Regions from separate parts of the Mus musculus genome. Here region 1 is linked to region 2. A link is a loop called in an ENCODE intact Hi-C map of the cell type or tissue named here. Cell type or tissue: left cerebral cortex. All regions are shown on one strand. Each heading gives the region's core, and the rest is flanking DNA. Links, peaks and the distances in the headings are about the cores only. Region 1 overlaps Erlin1 (ER lipid raft associated 1). Region 2 overlaps Abcc2 (ATP-binding cassette, sub-family C (CFTR/MRP), member 2).

Region 1 (11,445 bases), core at 4,235-9,234, 220 kb after region 2:
AACTCAAACTCTGCTCAGGACAGTGGAGTTGAAGAACCAGGGAAGGGGCAGCTTGGCAGCAAGAGGAACTGAACACTCCACACACTGGACTCAGCAATTGTGCCCTGAGGGATGTTTTTTACAACAGTGCTTCTCCACCACCTACCCCCAAAGTACCTTTTCCTTAAATTTCAATCTATTAGAAACCAACAGATTACTAACTATAATAAAAATGAATTATTAGAACTGGACTACTCAGAGTTCCCAGGGACTAAGCCACCAACCAACCATACATGGGCCGGCCCATGGCTCCCTTTACATACATAGCAGAGGACTGCCTTATCTGGCCTCAGTGGTAGGGGATGTACTTGGCCCCATGGAGACTTGATGCTTCAGAGAAGTAGGATGCTAGAGAGGTGAGGTGGGAGTGGGTAGGTGGGTGGGTGAGCACCCTCTCAGAGGCAAAGGGGAGGGGAAGGAGGTGGGAGGCTTGTGCAGGGGAGATGGGTAGAGGGAAAACATTTGAAAGGTAAATAAATAAAATAATAAAAAAGTAAAACTCACAAAAAATTAACTGTGTGAAAATGCTTTAAGAATTTCTTAAATTCTCTCAGGAGTTGGACAGTTTCATTATGGCTTAGGAAAAAGAGTTGGTACAGGCCTGTCCCATACCCTCTGCTGAGTCACACTGCTAAGAAGCTCCTGCATGCGAGCAGAGGCACTGAAAAGGCAGTCAGCACACAGCAGTGCTGCAGTAAGAACAAACTACAAAGTGTGAACTCTTCAGCAGGAGTTCCCGAATGGATTCCTGCTCACAGAGTGAAATTATACCGTAAACTGAAAAGGAGCTAGGCTACTTTACTATCTACTGGCTTCACTTACTTTAAAGGTTTAAGGACATCTGAACGTACAATGAAGGTTGCAGAATTCTCCACTACACATAATGCTGTCTTATGTCCCCTCACTGTCAACATGAAATTGATGAAGCACGGGACAAAGTCACAATACAGAGTCATTCATTTCACAAATAGATCCAAGTACCTATAACAGCCCTTTTCCTCTCCGTCTCAGCTTCTTTCTCCACCACCTTTTGTTTCTGTGCAGCTATGAGAAGTTTTGTCTTCTCTGCCTCCCTGTGAAGTAAAACATACAAATCAGAAAAGGCTCTGCCTTTCCCTTCTTCCCACCACCTTGCCTGCTTTGTGGTCCTGGGGATACAGTACAGTAACATGCAGGTTTGAGAGTGTAACGCAAGCGTATCCTGCATATGACCCTTCTGAATAAGGAAAGAGAGGGGACGGGGCAGCGAGAGATGGAGGGAGGAAGGAGAGAACCCATAGGATTCATCTATTAGCGGAAGCAATTGTATGTAAAGTTTAAGATACCTTCCTGATCCTTCAAAAATTACTTCTAATAGCAGCTCAGATTCATAATCTACCTCTCAGCTTGACACTTCATAACTCTACAATCAAACAGAGGAACTAAAACTGTACAACAAAAGATAGACTAGAAACTTGCTATATTCATCTCCCCACCCCGTGCGTGCGTGCGTGCGTGCGTGCGTGCGTGTGTGTGTGTGTGTGTGTGTGTGTGTGTGTGTGTGTGTGTGAGAGACTCAGCCCTGTGCATGTCAGGTAAGCACTCTGCCATGAGCCACATCCCCAGCCCTCATCTACTGTAGTCCTGATTTTTGTAGTTATTTTTCATTTATTTTTATTTTTCATTGTAGTTATTTTCATTTCATTTTTCATCACTTATTTTCCTCTCAACAGCCAAAAATTTTAAATGTATTTATTCTTTCATATATAATCTATGAGAATATTGCTATTTCAAATATTTTAAATATTATCATAAAGAGATCCTCTATAATACTTAGAAACTAATCCCACATCAGGCAGATAACCTCTTTCTTCCCAGTTCTGTACACATTAAAAAGACAAAGGAGTCAACTCAAACTCAGGCAAAACCTCCCTACAACTATCACAAAAGAATAAAAAAATCCCTAAGCTTTATACTAACTAAGTATCTACTCATTAAAAAAAGATCCCCCCCCCTTTAAAAATATGTATGGGTGTTTTGCCTGCCTGCCTCTGTGCAGTGTGTGTATGTGTGTGTGTGCAGTGGCATGGAGGCCAGCAGAAGGTACTGAATTCCCTGGGACTTATCTATTCTTATCATAATAATAAAGTAACAAAAAGGACAGTCTTTTCCACATTAACAGGCTTCTCTGCTTTATTACTATTTCATCCAAGGCTCTATTTATATATAGATTATAGCTCTTTGTATCTCCAACAATCATCTCCCAACAAGCTGCATCTCTGAGTGCTGCTCTGAAAATGCCCATACATAAAGAGAAATCCAGTAGAATTTACCGGGAATTAAGAAACAAAAGGTAATATTACTAAAGTACAGAAAACAGCTATTTATCCAATCCCAAATTAAGCATTTTCTATCTTTTCCCTAGACTGTTACATTAATATACAAACAGTTTTAAATAGAAATATTAGGACCCCATGAGTGTTACTCACATTAATTCAAAATTTCTTCTTATGGCTTCTGGGATTTTGGGTTTTGTAACACGCACAGCCTAAAAAAAAAAAAAAAAAAAAAGTGAAAAGCCAAAATATATATGAAAAATAAGTATTCAAACCAGTCATGGTAGCATACACATATATAATCTAGTCAATCAGATGGGAGTTCAAGGTCACTGTGGGCTACACAGACAGACCTAGGGAAGAACAACAAAACTCCAAACAGAAGGCAGCAACAATGGAAGTCCTTTGACCAAGCCTTCTACAGGAGAGCTCCTCCTAGGGCTCTCATTTAAATAACAACTGTAACACAGTTCTCCACTAACTTACACAAGGATCCCACTAGCAAATCTACAACTCTGTTGGCACAGAGCCAACGATGAACTACCAGTTTACTCAAAAGGTGCCAGACCTCAAGAGAAAACCACCTTACTCCTGAAAGAAAGTAAACTGGGAAGTTCCCCTTAGAAAATAGTTTACAAACCTCCGTAGTTGGAGAGTTTTATTTGCCATTTCAAATTTGCAAACCAAAGAAGGGAAGTCAGGCAACGGAACAAGGTTGAGAGGTAAATTATGTTAAAAGCAATGAAAATTCCAGGCCGGTGTGTGCAACTAAATTCTGTGTCCAGTTAGCCAAAGGTCACTTCCTAAAGTTACAATTCGTTGCTTGTATGTATAAAGCAGCCCAAAGCTTTAGAAGTGGTTCTCAACCTATAGGTCACAACTACTTTGGGGGTCACCTATCAGATATCCTTTGAGTATCATAGGAGTCATATGTCAGACATTTTTTTACATTATGATTCATAACATAGCAAAATTACAGTTCTGATGTAGCAATGAAATAATTTTATGGTGGGAGTCACTACAACATGAAGAACTGTATTCAAATGTTAGGAAGGCTGAGAACCACTGCTTTAGGAAACTAGCAACTCTGCCGGGCAGGGGTGGCCCACACCTTTAGTCCCAGCACTTGGGAGGCAGAGGCAGGTGGATTTCTAAATTCAAGGCCAGTCTGGTCTACAGAGTGAGTTCCAGGACAGCCAGTGAGTTCTCAGGCTACACAGAGAAACCCTGTCTCAATCCCACCCCACCTCAAAAGGAAACTCGCACCTCTGAGCTTGCACTCTTCTTTCTTTCTTTTTCTTTTCCTTTTTTCCTTTCCCTCTTTCTTTCCCTCCCTCCCTCCCTCCCTCCCTCCTTCCCTCCCCCCCTCTCTCTCTCTCTTTCTTTCTTTCTTTCTTTCTTTTCTTTCTTTCTTTCTTTCTTTCTTTCTTTCTTTCTTTCTTTCTTTCTTTCTTTCTCTCTCTCTTTCTTTCTTTCTCCATTTAGAACCAGGCTAACCTGTATTTCTTACTGATACGTTGTTGTTGTTCTAATCACAGTGGACTTCGGCATAATTAGGGTATCAATTTGGAATCTTGCTTTTACGGGCTGACTTGCCCACACTAAGGACTTTATCTCCGGAAGCTTTTGCATTTGCTAACCAAACATCCTGCACCTACCACTGATACTGCACACACATAACTCATGATTTGATCTCTCTTTGAGAACTGGCTAAATGTTTAAGTAACAAAGCCTTTAAGCACATGAACCTTATTTTTTTTTAACTTTCAAAACTTCCAATTTTTTAAAAGACATTTTTACACTTGTTTTGTGTGTACATGTATGCAGAAGCCAGAGGAAAACTTGTACTGTACTAGGTGGGCTCCAGGCAATAGTGTGTTTCAACAATAAATAGTTGCTGAGCTATTTATTTCATCAGCCCATAATTTTCAACAATCCTTTCTTTCTCAGTTTACTCATGGTTAATTTTTTAACCCTGTCTATAGTGAAAATAATATCTCCATCAGTAGCTAAGCTGATAGTACAGATGTAGTAAAGACTGTTTATTTTAAAAGACTAGAAAAAAATGCATATGCATTTGCTTAAGTTTTTCTAAAATGAAGGAATTCTCTAGCATTGTAGAAAAAAATCACAAGGGGATTTTAGACCCTAAGAATCAGCATCATGCGTTGGATTCCCAAGCATAAACACACAAGCAAGCATTTGTCAAGCTTCTGACGACCTAAGAATCTCAACCTCTGAGGGCTGGAGAAATGGTTCAATGGTTAAAGAGATTCAGAGAACCAGGGTGGATTCCTAGCACCACGTGATGGCTCAGAACTGTAACCAGTCCCAAGGTATCTGATATCCTTCCTGGCACCAGGCATGCATGTGGTGCACAGACATACTTGAAGGCAAAACCCCCAAATACAGAAATGCTGCTGCCATTGCAGAGTTCTAAAAAACCACTCGGTTCCTCATTTACAAACAAAAGTCAAGACCAAACAAACAAACCCCAAAAAACCAAAAAACCATCTCTGTTCTTTGTTTAATTTCTAGCCCTTACTGGAGAAATCACCTAGAAACAAACAGGATGAAGGTAAGCGATTTCTTCAGGCTATCTGTGAAAATGCATACAAGTTCCCTACTACTACAGCTGGGACACAGAGATCACCAATTTCTGGGGCATATTTCCAGACATTGGTAAAATATCCTCAAGTTTCCCCCAGGGAGGGGCCAATGCTTCAAGTTGGCGGTGGCTTTCAAAGCACAAACACAGAATACTTCGTAACCTGTAAGTTTCTAATTACCTAGACAGAAGGCTGGAATTTATCCTCTCTAACCCAAAGGCAGAGATGGAGAAAATCAAGTATTTGACTGATCTTTCTTTGAGTTAAGCCATGTTTGCCTTGGTTGGGCTCCTGGGAGACAGAAATTATACTTATAAAGTAGCAAAGAAATAATTTTATGGCTGGGGGTCACCACAATATGAGGAACTGTATTAAAGGATCGCAGCATTAGAAAGGTTGAGAAGGTGTGAGGGCCTCCAAACTTTCTGCCTAAAAAGGGCAGCTTGGAAAAAAAAAAGGGCAGCTTGGGAAAAAAAAAAAAAAAAAAGGGCAGCTTGGTTCTTGGCTTTATTTTACCAGAGCGCTCTCTCCTTATACAATGTACTTAAGAATAGGGGCATTTTCAATGACTTCATAATTGTCAAACACTTTACTAATGGCTCCTCAAAACTGCCCCTAGAGTCCAGTGCCCCTCAGAGCGCTCACAGGTCCTAGCAAATGAGCTTCTTGCCTAACTTCCACAGTGACTCATTTGCTGTAGAAAAATGTACAGATCCAAAGAAGATGAGCATAATTCTACTTGGATGACATTGACCTTCTGAGAATAAGAGCCTCAGAGGCGACTATTCTGACTCATATGCAGGCAGGAAATAATGCATGGTGAAGACTCCCAAGTCTTCTCATTATTTAACTGGCTTGACTTGCCTGAACAGGATGAACAGTGGAGGAGGACATCATGTCTGGCTCATCTAGACACGTCTCCATGGCCAGAAGGAACCAAATCATTTAATGTCTGTAGAAGCAAAATGTTTTCCAGACCGGGCAAAGGTGGAGCCAGTCTTTGGATGCTAAAGCAGAGCTCATAAGCTTGACTGAGTCCATCGTACAGATCCCGACAGAATGGCACTCACATCATGGTTAAAATCTCTCACATCACTGTTAAGTTCATGAGAAGATCTGAAGCAGAGATGGGTAATGCTGTGTAATAGTTCCTTTCTTTTACAATGAAGTAGCTTTCCAAAATATAGTTTCTCGAACTTTCCAGTGAGATAATTCTTTTTTTTTTTTTTTTTTTTAAGATTTATTTATTTATTATATGTAAGTACACTGTAGTTGTCTTCAGACGCACCAGAAGAGGGCGTCAGATCTCATTACGGATGGTTGTGAGCCACCATGTGGTTGCTGGGATTTGAACTCAGGACCTTTGGAAGAGCAATCTGTGCTCTTAACCACTAAGCCATTTCTCCAGCCCCAAGATAATTCTTCTACCTCTTGTCTAAGGTCCACAGGCACATTACCCACTGTGATCTTATTCCTCTTTATGTCGGTCGGCTGCCCCGTGGCTTAGTGGACATGAAGGTGGCACGCTAGGCCCCTCTTTAAATTGCCTGGGTCCTCTTGACCCTGATGGACTACAAGGGTAGGTGTGGAGGGGAACAATCAACCGCAGAAGTTCTTTTTGAGGTACCCATTGGTCACCCAAACCCTTGACAAATATGGCTGTGCCCAGTCTAGAGATTAACAAGGTACAAAAACTACGGTGGCTGAGATGCTGCCCTAATGCATCCTGGGAGGAGTTAATGGATTGGAGTACCTAGACCACAACACCCCACCACTCAGAGAGCCAAGCACAAGGGTTTTAAGAGCAAGCATTCAAAACATCTTTAAGAGGACAAGATGCTTGTTTAGCATCAGGGAGTCCTTGGGGTGGGGCCTCAGAACCACAAACAAAAACAAAACGTTTAAGCAGCACAGCATCTCCCATGTGAAAGAGAACAATCAAATCTGTAGGTAATACTGAGGACTGTCATACTAGTCTGAGGATCACAGTGGGATAGAGTAAGGCTCTGTGGGACAACGTCAACCAGGGGAGGTCATAAAGACAATTCAGTGGCAAATTCAGAAGTCAAAAATTTAGAACCAGAATTTATGAGATAACAGGTTTCCCGGTGTGAACAGCAGACATGACGGCGACTTCCACTCTGGATGGCTGTGATTCAGAGGAACACAGACATGCTATATTTAAAGACTTGCCAACTATCTTTTCAGCCTTATAAAAAGAAGCATAAAATAAGAATACCTTGTGTGTGTGTATGTGTGTGTGTGCAGTAATTGTACAAATAATTGGTTTCATTCTGAGACTTTCATAGTGGACCTTTTAAAGAATTTGATGTTTGAGGCAGAACATGCTACAAGCTTGCCAATCTTGGGAGACATCCTATTCAGTATAGCAGATACCATGAGTTGATTGAATCATGAGATATTTAAGGAAAACAAAAAGACAATGTATCAAAAAACAATGACTAACACATACACAAGGGTGCACATGCGTATGCATGCATGTACACACAGTGGCAGGAATGGTGAAGAAGCTGATGAAGTGAATTTACCTGATTTCAACTCAGTGTCAGCATATAACAACTCACTCTGTTAAGTAACACAGAAAGCAAGTATAGCCATTTTCACTATTCTACGTTGCCACCATAATTTTTCCAGAAGGAAAATGGGTGGAATGACAGAAAAGGAAACAAGGACGGGCTGTCACAGCCAGAGCTATTTGACAACAGAAATATTCAGCAGGCATTTACTCCGTACCAACGGCTCTTTTCTCTAGACACTGGATACATAGTGAACAACAAAGTGAGATTGCTCTCACTGAATTAAAATTTTTAGAGACAGGAAACAAACAAACAAAAAAAAGGAAATGAGGGTGCTCCCATGGGGAAGGGAGACAACATTTGAAATATAAATAACCAATAAAAAAAAGGAATGAATGAGAAAATTTCAAGTAATTATGAGTACTACAAAGAGAACTTAACTAGGATGACCTGAAGATCAGGAAATCACTAAGTCTAGAGGAAAAAATTAAATCAAGACTTTGACATAACTATATTAACTTAAAAAAATCTAATGCAAAATGTATTAGAGACAGTAAATTCCACAAGGTAGATATTTGAAGTTTCATTTAGGATATGAATTTTTCCCCTGCATCAAAAATTCTAAAAGAAACAAAAAATGGCGAGATCAAGTAAACCCGTAACTATATTTTATAAATTAAACACCAACTTAGGTAACTGATAGTTTAAAAATATCAATAAAAATGGCAGAAATGCTAAAGGCCATTATTTCTGCATACATGATTTACCTTAGCAAATTTTAAAATTCAATAAAAAGTTAAGTGAGCACAACCAATAAACCTGAAGGTCTAAAACTGCATTCCAAATATTATAAGAAAAAAATAGTTGGATAAAAAGACAAAATTAAAAAAAACAACATATTTCAAGGCTACAGCAATTTTTATATGATTTTTTTAAAAATAAAAAATAAATATAAATAAATTCAAAAGATCTTAGCTACTGGCAAAAGAGCAAGTAGAAAAGGGGGTAGGGACCCAAAAAAACCAGAAGATCACTGTCACCCAGTTAGGATAGGGAGGAATCGAAGTCCCACCTCATAATTAATGCTAAAACAAATCACATGATTTCACATGAATCAAAGCCTTCCATCTTAAGAATATGAATGTAAAGTAATGGTTTCTTAATGTTATCTAAATTAGCCTTACACAATGTGAGAAGCCACTAAAATGCTGAAAGACTTATCTTTGTGGCAGGCAATTACAGAGAGCTACAACTGGTCAAAGGGCAAAGAGAAACATCATGGGGTGTCCAGGGCCGACTGAGACATTTACAAAGTAATTCCTACACCTAAGGCTCAGGAGACATTGCAGAAGAGGGGGCAGAAAGACTGTAGGAGCCAGAGGACCAAGAAGTCTGCTGAGAGAATACAACAGGGAATCCAACTTCTTCATTTTGGTAAGAGAAGAGACAGAAATAAATGGTATGCCACCAGGGATGGCAGCCACCCACATAGCAGCTAAGATTCATCTAACTCCAGCTCGGAGGCACTGAGGCCCTGTTTGGCCTCTGAGGGAACCAGGCACAGACAAGGTGTAGACACACATGCAGACAAAACACCCATACACATGAAAACAAAACAAGAAGAGCAAAGCACATCAAATCAGCTGATCAGCAACTGGGCTAATGAACTGAGCAGACAGTTCTCGGACATCCACCCAACAAATAGAGAAAATATACTGAGACAAGGGGACCCAGTATAGTGCTCCTAGTCATAACTGTGCTAGGACTCCTTTATTAATGGGTTATCATTAATAAACAGGTATCAACAAGAAAAGAAGTCAAATACTCAGCCTAAATTTAAAAGATTTTAAAGACTCAGAAACTCCTAGGCCGTATAAACATTTTAGCAAAGTAGCAGGATACAAAATTGATATACAAAAATCATTATGTTTCCTATATACCAATAATGAACTTCTCAAGAAAGAAATTTGGGGAGGGGCATGGAATAACTTTTAGGAAGTAGCTTACCTGGATAGTGAGACCTGGGGCCATGGTGTTTAAATCTTTTTGCAGGGCCTGCTTCAGGTTTTCATCTATTTGATCTGTTTTTGAAGCCAAGAACAACAAATCTCATGATATTTGGTTATTTTTAATTGACACCAAAACAAAACCAGTCAGGAGAGACCCTGATTCCATTCTTGCTCTGTCACAGAGCTTAAGCAACTTGATAAACAAAGTTTTTATCATGTTTAAATGAGATGAATACAAAGCATTTTTTGAGAAATTACATACTAAGAAAGATGACAAACAGCCATTCTAAGTTTACCCTGGAAATATTTACCTAGTGAGTTCAATTTAACTTTGGGTCAATGTTTATTGAATAACTTAACTAACACGTTTACTAGATTAGTAATTACTGACTAAGGCAGCTTTTGAATAAATGAAGGAGTTGAGTCTCTAGTTTCCTAATGCCTTATTCCTCTCACAGCTCAGATTGGTCTAAACTCACAATTGTCCGGCCTTAGCTTTCTAGGTGCTAGGATTATAGGTGCACCACCACATCTAGCCTATGTATTATTGATTTTCATAATTTTAAAATTAATCTTTACACAAATAAGTAGATGTCATTTCTGTTGGTTACCACCTTACTATCACTTTGAACTTAAAATCAGAATTTAAGTACAGGTAGTGTGGCACATGCCTTTAATCCCAGGTCTTGGGAGGCAGAGGCAAGTGGATCTCTAGGTTCAAGGCCAGCCTGGTCCACAGAGCAAGTGCCAGGTCAGCCAAGCCTATAGAAAGAAACCCTGTCTAAAAAAACAAAAACACAAGCAAACGAGAGAGGCAAGTCTTTGAAGAACAGATCAATTCAACCATAAGAAGCGATTACTTTACTCGATCTCCCAATGGATGAAGTTTTAATCACCTCAAGGGTGGTTTCACCATTACCAAAGAAAGCAACCAGTGGTGTGACAAGCCAGGCACTGCAGTAGCTGCCAGTCATCAAAAGCTAGCAACTGGCTTACTTACATTTTGTTTATCTGTGTGTTACTGGCTCTCCGTCCTCTGTGGGAGTCCAGGGATTGAGCTGTGGCCATCAGCCTTGCTGGCCAGCACCTTTACTCCCGAAGCAATCTTACCAGTCCCTCGCTGGGTAAACTTTATATTGATTAACCATCCCTTTACCTCACTCTGAGGTAAAATAAACTAAAATCCCATGCAGAAATGAACACCAAAGGCAATAAACGTGATTCCTTGGTTAGAACTTACATAATCCCAACTGCAAACGTTTACAGAAGGCAGCATAGCAGTGTGCTATGGCCCTTTGTGCTTGCAAGTGTGGGTCTGGAGAGGACTCTCATTCTATGACAGAGCTGGTAAAGTGGTTTATACACAGGAGTTTGTGCGGAACACTCTTTCCTTAGAGGCTTAGAAGTTTGTCATGTGGTTGGCAGAGGGCGTCTATACGATCAACCCCCAGGGAAATTTCGAGGTGCTGAGTGTCTAAGGCGCTTGCCCAGCAGTCAGCGTTTCACATGTCTCACAGGCTGTTACTAAGGAATCAGGCACAGCCTGTGACTCCACAATGACAGGATTCCTAGAAGCCACATGAAGTTTCTTTTTTAATGCACACTATGCCGCTTACTTTTGCTGGTTTTTATCCTTATCCTTTGTGTAATAATCTTAGCTGTGACTACAACTACATGCCAGGTCCTGGCTGTCTGAACAAATCCTGAATCCAAATTGCCTGGAAGTGGATCTTAAGGAACGCCTGTGTCTTAGTTTCTATTGCTGTGAGAAAACGCAATGACCGAAAGCAACTTGAGGAGGAAGGGGTTGTTTCATCTTACAGATTACAGTCCATCATGAAGGAAATCAAAGCAGGGCAAGTAATAGAAGCAGAAGCCACAGGGGCACACTGCTTAGGGCTTGCTCACCCAGGACCACAGTTAGCTATGCCCTCCC
Region 2 (11,445 bases), core at 2,979-7,978:
AATGGACTATTAAAGATTCAAGTATTTCTAAACCAAAATGAGGTCGCTCCTAAGAGCACAGCGTACCAACTGAAGCCTCTAAGAGTGTTTTATGAGCCCCCAGGTTCCTGGTGCAGACGAGAGAGTAGAGACCTATGACCCCTCTCTTTCTGCTTCCGTCACTGCGCAGGTGGCTTGCCATTCGCCTGGAGCTGGTTGGAAACCTGATTGTCTTCTGCTCGGCCTTGCTTCTGGTTATTTATAAGAATTCCTTAACCGGGGACACTGTGGGCTTTGTTCTGTCCAACGCCCTCAACGTGAGTCTGAGGACTGAAAGTCTGGCTAAGTCAATCAATCTGACTCTAGGTCTGATGTGTATGCAGTGAGGAGCGCATGGCTTTTATTCTTTTCTGACCCAGAAGGACGAGGAAGACGGGTTCAAACCCTGGCTCCTAGTCTTCACCTGAGAGCACTCTGCTTACCTTGTTTAAGTAGGCACAGTACCATCTGCCAGAGCAGGCACGGATCCTACTGTCCTAGCGGCTGGAAAAGACAATGTTTCTATGTCAATGGTTTCTTGATCATTTTGCTTCCTTCACTGGTTCCAGTCCTCAGAGATTATACATTTACTCTCTGGAATATCAGATTAATGAGAAAAATCCTTTGGTCAAACAACTCCTGAGTTTGCTTTTCTTATATCACAGAACAAGTTAAAAACAAAATTATTATGAGGACTCTGACAGAAGCATATAACAAATGTCACTACGGCACTGCAGGACACTTGGGGGCTAAAGGCTGACATTTTACATCCCAGCGTGTGAGACTGTGGCTTAGCACCACCTTAGCTACTTTGGACATTACGCCATCTCACTATGCAGCTCTTCCAAGTACCTTATATTTCATGTGCTTATACTGCACTGTTGACATTAGAAATTAGTGAGGCTCAGCAGGCAGGGGATGATGCACGTCTTTAGTCCCGGCACTCAGGAGGCAGAGGCAGGTGGGTGTCTGTGGGTTTGAGGCCAGCCTGGTCTACAGAGTGAGTTCCAGGACAGCCAGGGCTACACAGAGAAACTCTGTCTCAGAAAACAAAAACAAAAATAAAAACAAACACAAAAGAGATTAATGAAGCTCAAGGAGGCTTATGAGAGGGCACCCCAGAGTCACTTGGTTTTTTTTGCCATTTTATTTATCCCTCAAGACAGTCAAGGCAGAGTAGGACACCGTTAGATTGAACCAAGATTAAATATTCAAGTGTCAGCAATTATACATGGTTCATCCTACACAAAGTTGCCACTCTTAGTCTTCATGGCCTGGTCTGGGGTGTGTGGCTGTCTCTCTCTCTCTCAGCTCTCCTTCACTCCACAAAACTCCTGTGATATGTGCAAGCTCTCAATGCCTTCTTGAAAAAGCTCATGTCTGAGTAATCCTAGTACTGCAGACTGGCCTGCACCATGTGGTTAAACACATCCGTGTGGTGGCTGGGAGACATCTAGACCCAGGGAGGACAAGGGACCATATGGAGACCCAACCTTGATGACTAAGAGAGAGACAGCAGCTTGCTTGAAAGTCTGCTTGTTCCCCGATTCTTTTCTCATGGTATCCCCCATTTGTAGAGTACCATCTACAATTCTACAAATACACTAGGTTTGCAGGCAGGAGACCTGAACTCTCGTACCAGTTCACCAAGAGCCAACCTCTTTCACCCAAGCTTTACCCCTGAACGATTCAGAGTTCATATTGCCCTTCATGTGAGCACCACACAGTTGAGTATTCAATTGTTACCCAGCCAATCAGTGTACTGGTCTTATTTCTATGCTAAGAAAATAAGAATTAAAAAAGAATTACCCTTTTTATATCACCACAGCCCTTGAATATAAATTAACTGCTCAGTTAACCTTGTGGTATAACTAACTAACTGAGGTGGTTTCTGAACCTGAATATGTATATGTGTGTGTGTGTTGTATGGTATTATGTGTGTGTATGGTGTGTGTATATGTGTGTGTTGTGTGTAGTATGTGTGTGTATATGCGTGTGGTATGTGTGTGTGTATGTTGTGTGTGGTATGTGTATATGTGTGTGTTGTGGTGTATGCTTGATATAATTTTTTTTCTTCTATAGATCACACAAACCCTGAACTGGCTAGTGAGGATGACGTCAGAAGTAGAGACCAACATCGTGGCTGTTGAGCGAATAAATGAATACATAAATGTGGATAATGAGGTGAGAGTTATCGAAACTCGGGCGGAGGTCCCCAACACGCTCTCAAGAGGGCATCTTTACCTTTTTTTTGGTTTTTCGAGACAGGGTTTCTCTGTATAGCCCTGGCTGTCCTGGAACTCACTTTGTAGACCAGGCTGGCTTAGAACTCAGAAATCTGCCTGCCTCTGCCTCCCGAGTGCTGGGATTAAAGGCGAGGGCCACCACCGCCCAGCTGCATCTTTAGCTTTAAAGAACAACTTTCAAGTCTCACATGCTCTAACCCAAAGGACTTAATTTCTTCAAATGTAAGAGGAGGAAACAGTTTTCCTAAATGGTGGTGCCGTTCTAGAAACCCATAGAGCAACCTTGTAGGGTATCTTATTGAATAAAGTCAGAAAAGCCCAGTCCACTCAGGTAGAGGTCCCCGCTACCCTTCTGTCAAATGCTATGAGTCCCACGGCAGCTGTTGGCTGGACTGCTTACCACGTCCAGCGTTTCTCATCCTTTCCCCTTGCCAGGCGCCGTGGGTGACCGACAAGAAGCCTCCGGCAGATTGGCCCAAAAAAGGTGAGATCCAGTTCAACAACTATCAAGTGCGGTATCGGCCGGAGCTGGATCTGGTCCTGAAAGGGATTACTTGTAACATCAAGAGCACCGAGAAGGTGGGTGAGAAAGACGGCTCTGCTTGGGAGGACTCAGGGAATAGCCGGGCACAGAAGGAGGGTCCCAGGCCTTCGCCGTTTGGGTGCAGGGAGAGAATGGGGATTCTTCCTGTACTCTGGGAACGCAGAAGGGACCCACCCGGAGGGCTGGATCCTGCCTCCCTGCCAGCCCACTGGGGCTCATTTCCTGTGCGGGCTTAAGGTGTGAAGTCTCAGACCTGGACGCAGAACTGCTGAGCCTAAGCAGGAGAGAGTCTAGTGTTCTGGTCTTTGAAGTTGAGTACACTCTTACAGGTCTAATGGAGCAAAGCTATCCATCAATTAATCAACCTGGGCAAGGGGGCTGAGGACCAGGGGTGACCCAAGGCTCATCTGGTGACAAGTCTTTCCTTCCCGCTACTAAAAGTCAAAACAAACAACCCAGTTCTCCCTTTGGCAGCTCAGATACTCAAATCAGAGCATCATGGGCAGATTAGCATGGCCCCCGAGCAAGGAAGGGGACACACAGATCCATGAAGTGCTCCGCAGTTTAGAGCTGGAGAGTTAGCCATCCCCAAGGAAGCACACGGCAGATGTCCGTCCCTGAAAACGTACATACACGCGGCGTTACACAGACCACGCAGCTCACGCTTAGGGATGTACGTCTGTGTATTCATGTGAATATGTGCATTACATATATGCGTGTAGCAACAGTTAATGAGAAAAGAGACAATGGATTTGAGAGATAATAAAGAAGGGTGTGTGTGGGAGGCTTGGAGGGGAGAAAGGACGGGGAGAAATGTAATTATACTCTCAGAAGACAAGAGAGGTAATACAAAATAAATTATTACATTTTTATTTATTTTGTGGGTGTGCACATGCATGTGTGAAGGACACAGAACAACTTGTTCCACCGTGTGGGTTCCAAGGGTTGAACTCGGGTCATTTGGCTTAGCAGCGAATGCCATCACCTACGGAGCCATCCCAAAGTTCCTTTCTGTCTACTTAAAAAAAAAAAAAGATATTTATTTTATGTGTGTGAGTACCCTGTCACTGTCTTCAGACACACCAGAATGGGACATCAGATCCTATTACAGATGGTTGTGAACCACCATGTGGTTGCTGGGAATTGAACTCAGGACCTTTGGAAGAGCAATCAGTGCTCTTAACCACTGAGCCATCTCTCCAGCCCTCTGTCTACTTTTTAAATGAAATCTTTTTTAAAAAGGGAATAAGCTATGACTGTCAAGATTGGCGGTGACAACAATGGAGAAGAGGGTTTGTCTATTTCCAGCGGTCACGGTCTTCAGCACACAACTCAGGCGGAGTATGGGAGAGCCATTTTTTTTCTTGACATCTGGGCATTTTTTCCCTCTCACCAAAACTAAAAGCCATTTGATATATTTGGTATGGGGTTCTTTTTATCACGTGCGATTGTGAATACATAGGCTAAATTTTTTTTCCTCCGAGAATTGCATGTTGAAGTCGATGTAAATGAACTATATTCACAGGTCGGTGTGGTGGGCAGGACCGGAGCTGGAAAATCATCCCTCACAAACTGCCTCTTCAGAATCTTAGAGTCTGCAGGTGGCCAGATCATCATTGATGGGATTGATATTGCCTCCATTGGACTGCACGACCTTCGAGGGAGACTGACCATCATTCCCCAGGTTAGTTAACGAGGATTTACTTGGGCACACGCAGTGGGGAAACACTGACATGCATTCAATTACAAAAACAACTCTGGCAGTTGTATTGCTTAGTTTTCTTGTCATTGTACCTGTCAAGAAACAACTTACAGGAGGAAGGGTTAATTCGGCTCACTGAGAAGGGGCACAGTTCTTGGTGGTAAGGCATAGCAGTAGGCATGTGGGACGGCTGGTCCTACTGTGTCTGCACTCTCCAAGTGTCAAATATAGACACTCTCTCCCAAAAGTTGACTATCAAGATTCATCTTCATACCACGATTCCAGACGAATTCCCCGAGATTCTGTTTCTCGACTAAAAAGTTCTGTATTTTGCATGTGACCGGTGGCTGCTAGAAGCTACCAGTAGGTGGCAGCAACGCGCCAGCACTCGGATAGAGCAGATGATTAGTTGGCGTTTCTGTTAGCCCATCAGGGTTTGCTGAGACCTTTGTAATTAGCAGTAGCAATTTTGCCGCCGAAGCTTGAAGTCATTAAGCTTTATACTCCTCATTTGATGCGGCTAAAAGATAGAGGAGGGAATTTGCTGCGGGTTTTTGCCAGCAAGCGGAACATTCATCGTATCAGCAAGAAAGACCTCCCTTTGGCTTGCTCTATGGACCCCACCGAGTTAAGAATTGCCACAGAGACCTCTCCACTCACAGGAGGCGGAGAACCATCGCTCCCTCTGCACTGTGGCCTGGTGCCTGTGGAGGGTTTAATGTTGCTTAGTACAATGTGACATTAGATGCCCTCTCTGTCACTCTCCCCTCTATTCCACTGAGACAAGGTCTCTCGAGGAACCTGTAGCTCGCCGTTTTGGGATTTGCTGCTGCTGCTGCTGCTGTTGCTGTTGTTTTAAGATGTTTTATTTTATGTGCTATGAGTGTTTTGCCTGTGTGTATCTAAGAGCATTTGGACCTGGCTCTCACAGAAGCCTGGCATTAAGATCATGTGTTAAGGAGTGTTGTAAGCTGCCGTGTGGGTGCTAGGAACTGAATCTGGATCCTCTGCAAGAATACTAAGTAGCAAGTGCTTTTAACCACAAGCCCCTCAGGAGGATTTTTGTCTTTGGCCTTTTAAAGGTTTTGTTTTGACTAGCTCAGTGGTGGGTATCTCCGGACAGCCTCTAGTCTCTGCTTCTCTCTCCCTCTCAGCGTGAGCACATAGGCTCCACTTTCTGCGGGATGCTGGGTACTCAAACTCGGGCTTGTGCGTGAGAATATCTTGTCAGGCCCCGGGTTTTCTTAGTTTAGTGCATTGTTCTCTGTGGCCTCTTCAAAACATAAGAGTTTCTCAGATGACTACACAATCTCTTTCTATGTCTCTTGGTCTCCCTTGTCCTAAGCCAGGAGGCTTTGTTTCAGGAAATGATGGTCTTTTCATCTGGATGTCTACAAGTGGGTCCCAGAACGGAACGAAGCAGGTGCAAACCAAGGACCACCGCACCCCCACCCCCCACCCCGTTTAGTGTTCCGGTTGCAGGTACTCGGGGCCTTCAGAGGCTTCCAAAAGCTCAATCGTGAGCCAGCTTCCTGCCTAGAGTTCATGCCAGACCACTCCTACCCACGTTCTCCTGGCCACAAAGAATGACTGAGCCCTTTGCTGACATAAGCCCTGATGGCTTCCCATTCTCCAACTTGCAGGACCCCATTTTGTTCTCTGGGAATCTGAGGATGAATCTCGACCCTTTCAACAAATACTCGGATGAGGAGATCTGGAGGGCCCTGGAATTGGCTCATCTCAAATCCTTTGTGGCTGGCCTGCAACTTGGGTTGCTCCATGAAGTGACAGAGGGCGGTGACAACCTGAGGTAAGCTACTTCTTCCACGGGCTGTGTGGGGGTGTGAGGGAGTTGTTTCTTATGTTCTGGTCTTAGATACCATCTGGCATTGTGGGATTTATAACTGTGTAGATCAAATTCCTAATGTGTAAAAATGCGATAAAAGCAGATGTTAAGCCGGGTGTGGTGGTGCACGCCTTTAATCCCAGCACTTGGGAGGCAGAGGCAGGAGGATTTCTGAGTTCGAGGCCAGCCTGGTCTACAAAGTGAGTTCCAGGACAGCCAGAGCTATACAGAGACACCCTGTCTCGGAAAAAAAAAAAAAAAAAAGCAGATGTTAAAAATGCACAGGAACACATGTTGTTATGAAATGTGCCCTTTCTGTGACATTATATGACATGAACTTACAAGTGCCATTTTAGTGGAAAAATCACAGAAACCAGAGTCTCAAGGCTCAGCAGCAACAGCTGGATCCCTGGTCCAATCTGGTATATTTGTTATGAAACACAGACTGGATGGACATGGGGACATGAAGATCCCCTCGGGCTATAAAAGGCATCTCAGTTTGAGAACCTCCAATCTAAAGGGACACAGATAAGATTTACTGCCAGCAAAGCTCTTGGGCATTGCAGAAACACCTTAAATTGATAACAGTGACTCTCTGAGTTTATAGTTTTTACCTTAATATATATATATATCCTGACACTTGGCTTGTGGTCTTCACTGTGCATTTGTTGACGCAAGGTTCTGGCCTTCTCCCCATGAGAGTTTGGGGCTCTCCTTCACATACTGAAGCTGAGCCATTAGGCAAAGCCTGTGGCTCGTGGGCAGTTCTTGCTTTTGACCCAGGTACCTCCACAGTGGAAGGCCAGGCATAGACCACCAGCAGCTAAAGCATCAGTAGATCAAACAAATGGCCTGGAAGCTCTGGATAAACGTAGGAGCTTCATATGAACACGGAAGCTCAGCCCGTGTGCCTTCTAGTCTGAACCTACATCTTAGCAAGGTTCCCAGGTGGCTTGTGCGCTGTTACCTGAGAAGCCTGCTTAAAGCCCTGGTCCCCAACTAGACTGAGGGACTCAGCCAGAGAACTTAAGTTCCACTGTCCAGACTGTCCCTCAAAACCAACTGGACCCAGGACCACGGTGACTTCACCCAGGGGACACTTGCATGGCTTGGTGGCAAATGTCATCTGTCTTGCTTTCCTTTGCAACAGATACAGGGGGCAGCAAGGCTTAAATAGCTGTTTAGCCCTATATAAAAGACCACTCAAATATGCAGTCAGTAAATATGTATTAATACCTACTATGTGCCAGGCACTGGAGACACAGAGGCAAACCTCACAGACCCAACCCTGGATTTCCAAGCACATAAAACATATTGGGAGAGGCAGGCTTATGGGATAAATGGCCACACTGTTAATACTGCAGGGGCGACATGGGGGACATTATGTCAGGATGTGACAGTGACATTCCCTGTCTTGCCCGTGCAAAGAGATACTTCACTCTCTTACTAGGGCTTTTACTTTAGACCTGCGTTTCAGACTTGGTTTAGGGAATTAGAACTTGCATATATCAGAGGAGGAACAAATCAGATTAAAACACCTTTGATAAGTGACAGGGGTGAGCACCAGAGAGCAGAAGAAAGCCCAGGTGGCACTGTGATCATAAAGTACAGTTGACCCGGGCAGAACTTTGGTCCCGGCTAAGTTGTGATTCTGCAGGGTGCCTGATCTTACACTACAGACAAACATTGGGAGTTCATTTTGTTTGGCTTCCTATCTCTGGCAGAAATGTTCTTACAGAGGAGTTACAGGACGTTAGTCTAACTACCCGTTTATTACAATCCCTAATGACCGCAGCAGGCAAGAGTAATCAGCAAATTCCCAAATTTTTCCTTCACATCATTTCCCAGAGCTCCTTTATGTAAGCAAGAGGTCCAGCTTTCATTATAGACTTTTACCAAATTAAAGCTATTTGCATTTTACAAGTATATTTGAATTCCACATACATTGCATCTCACACCAAGACACCAGGCTCATTAGATAGCGTCGTCTCTAATCAAGGCAGAAAGTCTTAAACAAATAATTAGCCTGAGACTAGAATTGCACATTAAAATAATGAATGCATTTGCTAAGGCCACAAAGAAATGGCACTGGGGCATCCTTAGGAAGTGCCACCCTATGTCAGCGGTGTCAGGGCAGACACTGCCGGCGTATGCTCCTGTTATTGGCAACTGCCGCTATCATTTGCCAAATGCAAAAAAAGCACTGTTTCTGGGGCAATGTCTTCCAAACTTGCTTGAACATGAAAGTATCTGGAGTGCCTATTAGAAATGTACATCTCTAGGCTGTTCCCAAATCTGTATTAAAGGAGATCCAGAAACAAACTTTTTAAATCAAGTATTCCCGGTAAGTCTTCTTACTGAGGACGTTTAGAAAACATTGCCTATAACGGTGGCCATGGGGAGATTTTGAAGTCGTTTTGGAAATCTAGATTGGATCGAATCATGAAACTGACCCCAAGCTACAGCCTTCACCCTAGTCTTTGGAACTTATATGAGGCTTCTTCTGTTGATTGCAGCATAGGGCAGAGGCAGCTCCTATGCCTGGGTAGGGCCGTGCTTCGAAAATCCAAAATCCTGGTCCTGGACGAAGCCACAGCCGCAGTGGATCTAGAGACGGATAGCCTCATTCAGACGACCATCCGGAACGAGTTCTCCCAGTGCACGGTCATCACTATCGCACACAGGCTGCACACCATCATGGACAGTGACAAGTGAGTGTGTGAGCGCCATGGACAGCGACTAGTGAGGGGGCAGAACCTAACCCAGAGCAACAGTCACAGCTTCAGCTAGAAGCCCAAAGGCACGCCACAGCAGGAGGCTTAACGATGTTATTTGGAACTCTGAGGCCTCACAGTTTTAATACATTTAGCCAACATTGTACATCAAGCTAATAAAAGCTAATGGGGCCAAGGATAAAATAAGAAACTGTACTGGGACTATGGGAAGCTTAGTCAGTCTTACACAGATGACAGATGTGGACATGGGCCTTCCCAGCTACCACAGCCTCAACCTTTCCTACAATAGGGCAACTGTTTGGAGAGGAAGGAGCCCCGTCTTAATCCGAGCATCCTTAAACAACAAGTACTTTGTAGCAAACACATGTATCCTACTGCTCTGGCCCCTTGTTGAGTGTTAGACATAGAGCCCTACTAGCCCATTGACCAGTGCTCACTGCTGTGGTTCACTGACTGTTGTCACCTGATCGTTAGACACAGGGCCACCGCTGTTGGCTCCTGCTCACTGCTGAGGTTCATTCATTGTTGGTGACTTACTGACTACAGCTTAGTCCTGGTTGTCCTTACAGATTAGGTAAGCGGAGACTCGCGACTTTCTAAAGATTTCCTTTCCTCTTTATTTCAGGATAATGGTCCTAGACAGCGGCAAGATTGTTGAATACGGCAGTCCTGAAGAACTGCTGTCCAATATGGGTCCCTTCTACTTGATGGCCAAGGAAGCCGGCATTGAAAGTGTGAACCACACGGAGCTCTAGCAGTGCTCCCTGGCTAGCGGACTAGAAGAACATTTCTTAGTTACTTTTGTTCTTGTGACTGTGTCATAGGGGCACAGATACACAGTTTGTTGCTGTTGCTCAGGTTGGCCTCAAACTCTAAGGCTCAAGCAATCTCTGGTCTCAACCACCCTGTAAAAAAATACACTTAAAAGGGTATCATAAATAAATACTTAAATAAATAGTATCAGGTACCTTAGAAAATCCACAACTGAGCTGGGGAGATAGCTCGGTTGTTAGGGTGCTTGCCTTGAAAGCGTGAGGGTCCGATTTGATCCCTAGAACCCCCTTATTATCATTTTTTTTAAAGTACGGGCATAGTTGTCCATGATAACAGTTTGAGTGTTGGACAGCCAGAGGTAGTCAGGTCCTGGGGCTCACTAGCCAGCCAGCAGAGCTAGCCTGCTTGGAAAATCCCAGATCAGGAAGAGACCCTGTCTCAAAAAAACAAAAAAACAACAACAAAACCCCTAGGTGGACAGAGCCAAAGGCCTCAACACGCACAAACATCTGCATACACACCTCAAAATGGAAGCCTCGTTGCCTTGCCTTGATCATAAGTTCTTGCTACCCCACCATTCCCAGAAATAACCGCTATTCCTAAGTTTCACAGTTCTTTTGCCTGTTGTTTTAGTGTTTACTGCCTCTGTATGCTCAGGCCATATATGCTGTTTTATCTGATGTAAATGGACTCATACAGCTTGCGTCCTGTGGCTACACCTTTGTTAACAATACATTTGCAGTTTGTCTACACTGATGCGCGTGGCAGGGTTCTCATTCTCTCTCTCTCTCTCTCTCTCTCTCTCTCTCTCTCTCTCTCTCTCTCTCTCTCTCTCTCTCTGCTCTTCAGTAGCACAGCACTGTGCAAACAGATCATACTTTCCCTACTGACAGAGGTGACTGAGCACTGGGCTTCTCCTCTATTACCAACTTCAGTGCTATGAACATCCTGGGATACTGCGTTTGTGTCTATAGTTTGGAAATGGGGGGTGTGCAGTCTTTACATGTATATCCTGAGCAGCTCCAGTTTAAACAGTGAGTATAACTAAGATCTTATTTTGGGTTCACTGTGGACATCCTCAGTTTCTTAGGAGGGTCAGTATCTATTTGTGAGTTTCTGGTACATTTGAGTGTATTACAGTTTTAAAAATGTTTTATATCTCACAGTTTCAGCATCTGGATTTTTTTTCTCATCCATTGCCTTTTTAATGTTAATTTTTACTCATTGATTTATTTTATAATTTTTAATTTTAATAATTGAGTTATTTTTAATTTTTAACAAGATTTATTTTATTCTATGAATGTTTTACCTGCACGCACATATGTGTATCATATGCTCAGAAGTCAGAAGAGGGCTTTAGATCCCCCTGGAACTGGAGTTACAGGCAGTTGTGAGCCACCTTGTGGGTCCTGGAATTGAACTTGAGCCCTCTGCAAGAACAAGTGCTCTTAACCTTGGTGCCATTTCTCCAGCCCCCTCATGTATTATTGTGATGTCATATTTCTTTGTATGATATCTCAGCTTTTACTGTGAGCTTTTTACTTCCCTTACAATCTGATCTGAGACTGTTCTTTGAGGTT

What was found. A loop is a pair of places that touch in the nucleus more often than their neighbours do. Peaks named below come from ENCODE experiments on the same cell type or tissue, not always from the same donor. Only the 100,000 strongest peaks of a DNase experiment are listed, where the experiment ranks them.
Region 1: it touches region 2 in a loop (2.2-fold over the local background); 2 of 42 quality-filtered maps call a loop at or near these places.

Annotation. Positions count from the first base shown.
Region 1 is chr19:44,046,615-44,058,059 of GRCm38, forward strand. Erlin1 (ER lipid raft associated 1) reads right to left here. Exons shown (of 12, transcript NM_001164360.1): 7 at 9,508-9,581; 8 at 2,508-2,566; 9 at 1,021-1,112. It also overlaps the pseudogene Gm18230. Among named protein-coding and RNA genes, the nearest start is that of Erlin1, 17 kb to the right of the region's middle. In left cerebral cortex, for the core only: no CTCF peak of the experiment used is centred there; DNase peaks (open chromatin) are centred at 7,122 and 8,974.
Region 2 is chr19:43,827,712-43,839,156 of GRCm38, forward strand. It overlaps Abcc2 (ATP-binding cassette, sub-family C (CFTR/MRP), member 2), which reads left to right. Exons shown (of 32, transcript NM_013806.2): 26 at 170-296; 27 at 2,101-2,202; 28 at 2,700-2,843; 29 at 4,334-4,492; 30 at 6,154-6,320; 31 at 8,873-9,067; 32 at 9,717-10,507. The coding sequence ends at 9,846. Gm10768 (predicted gene 10768) reads left to right here and starts at 11,092. Exons shown (of 1, transcript NR_033472.1): 1 at 11,092-11,445. In left cerebral cortex, for the core only: a CTCF peak has its summit at 4,868 (motif pointing right); a DNase peak (open chromatin) is centred at 4,888.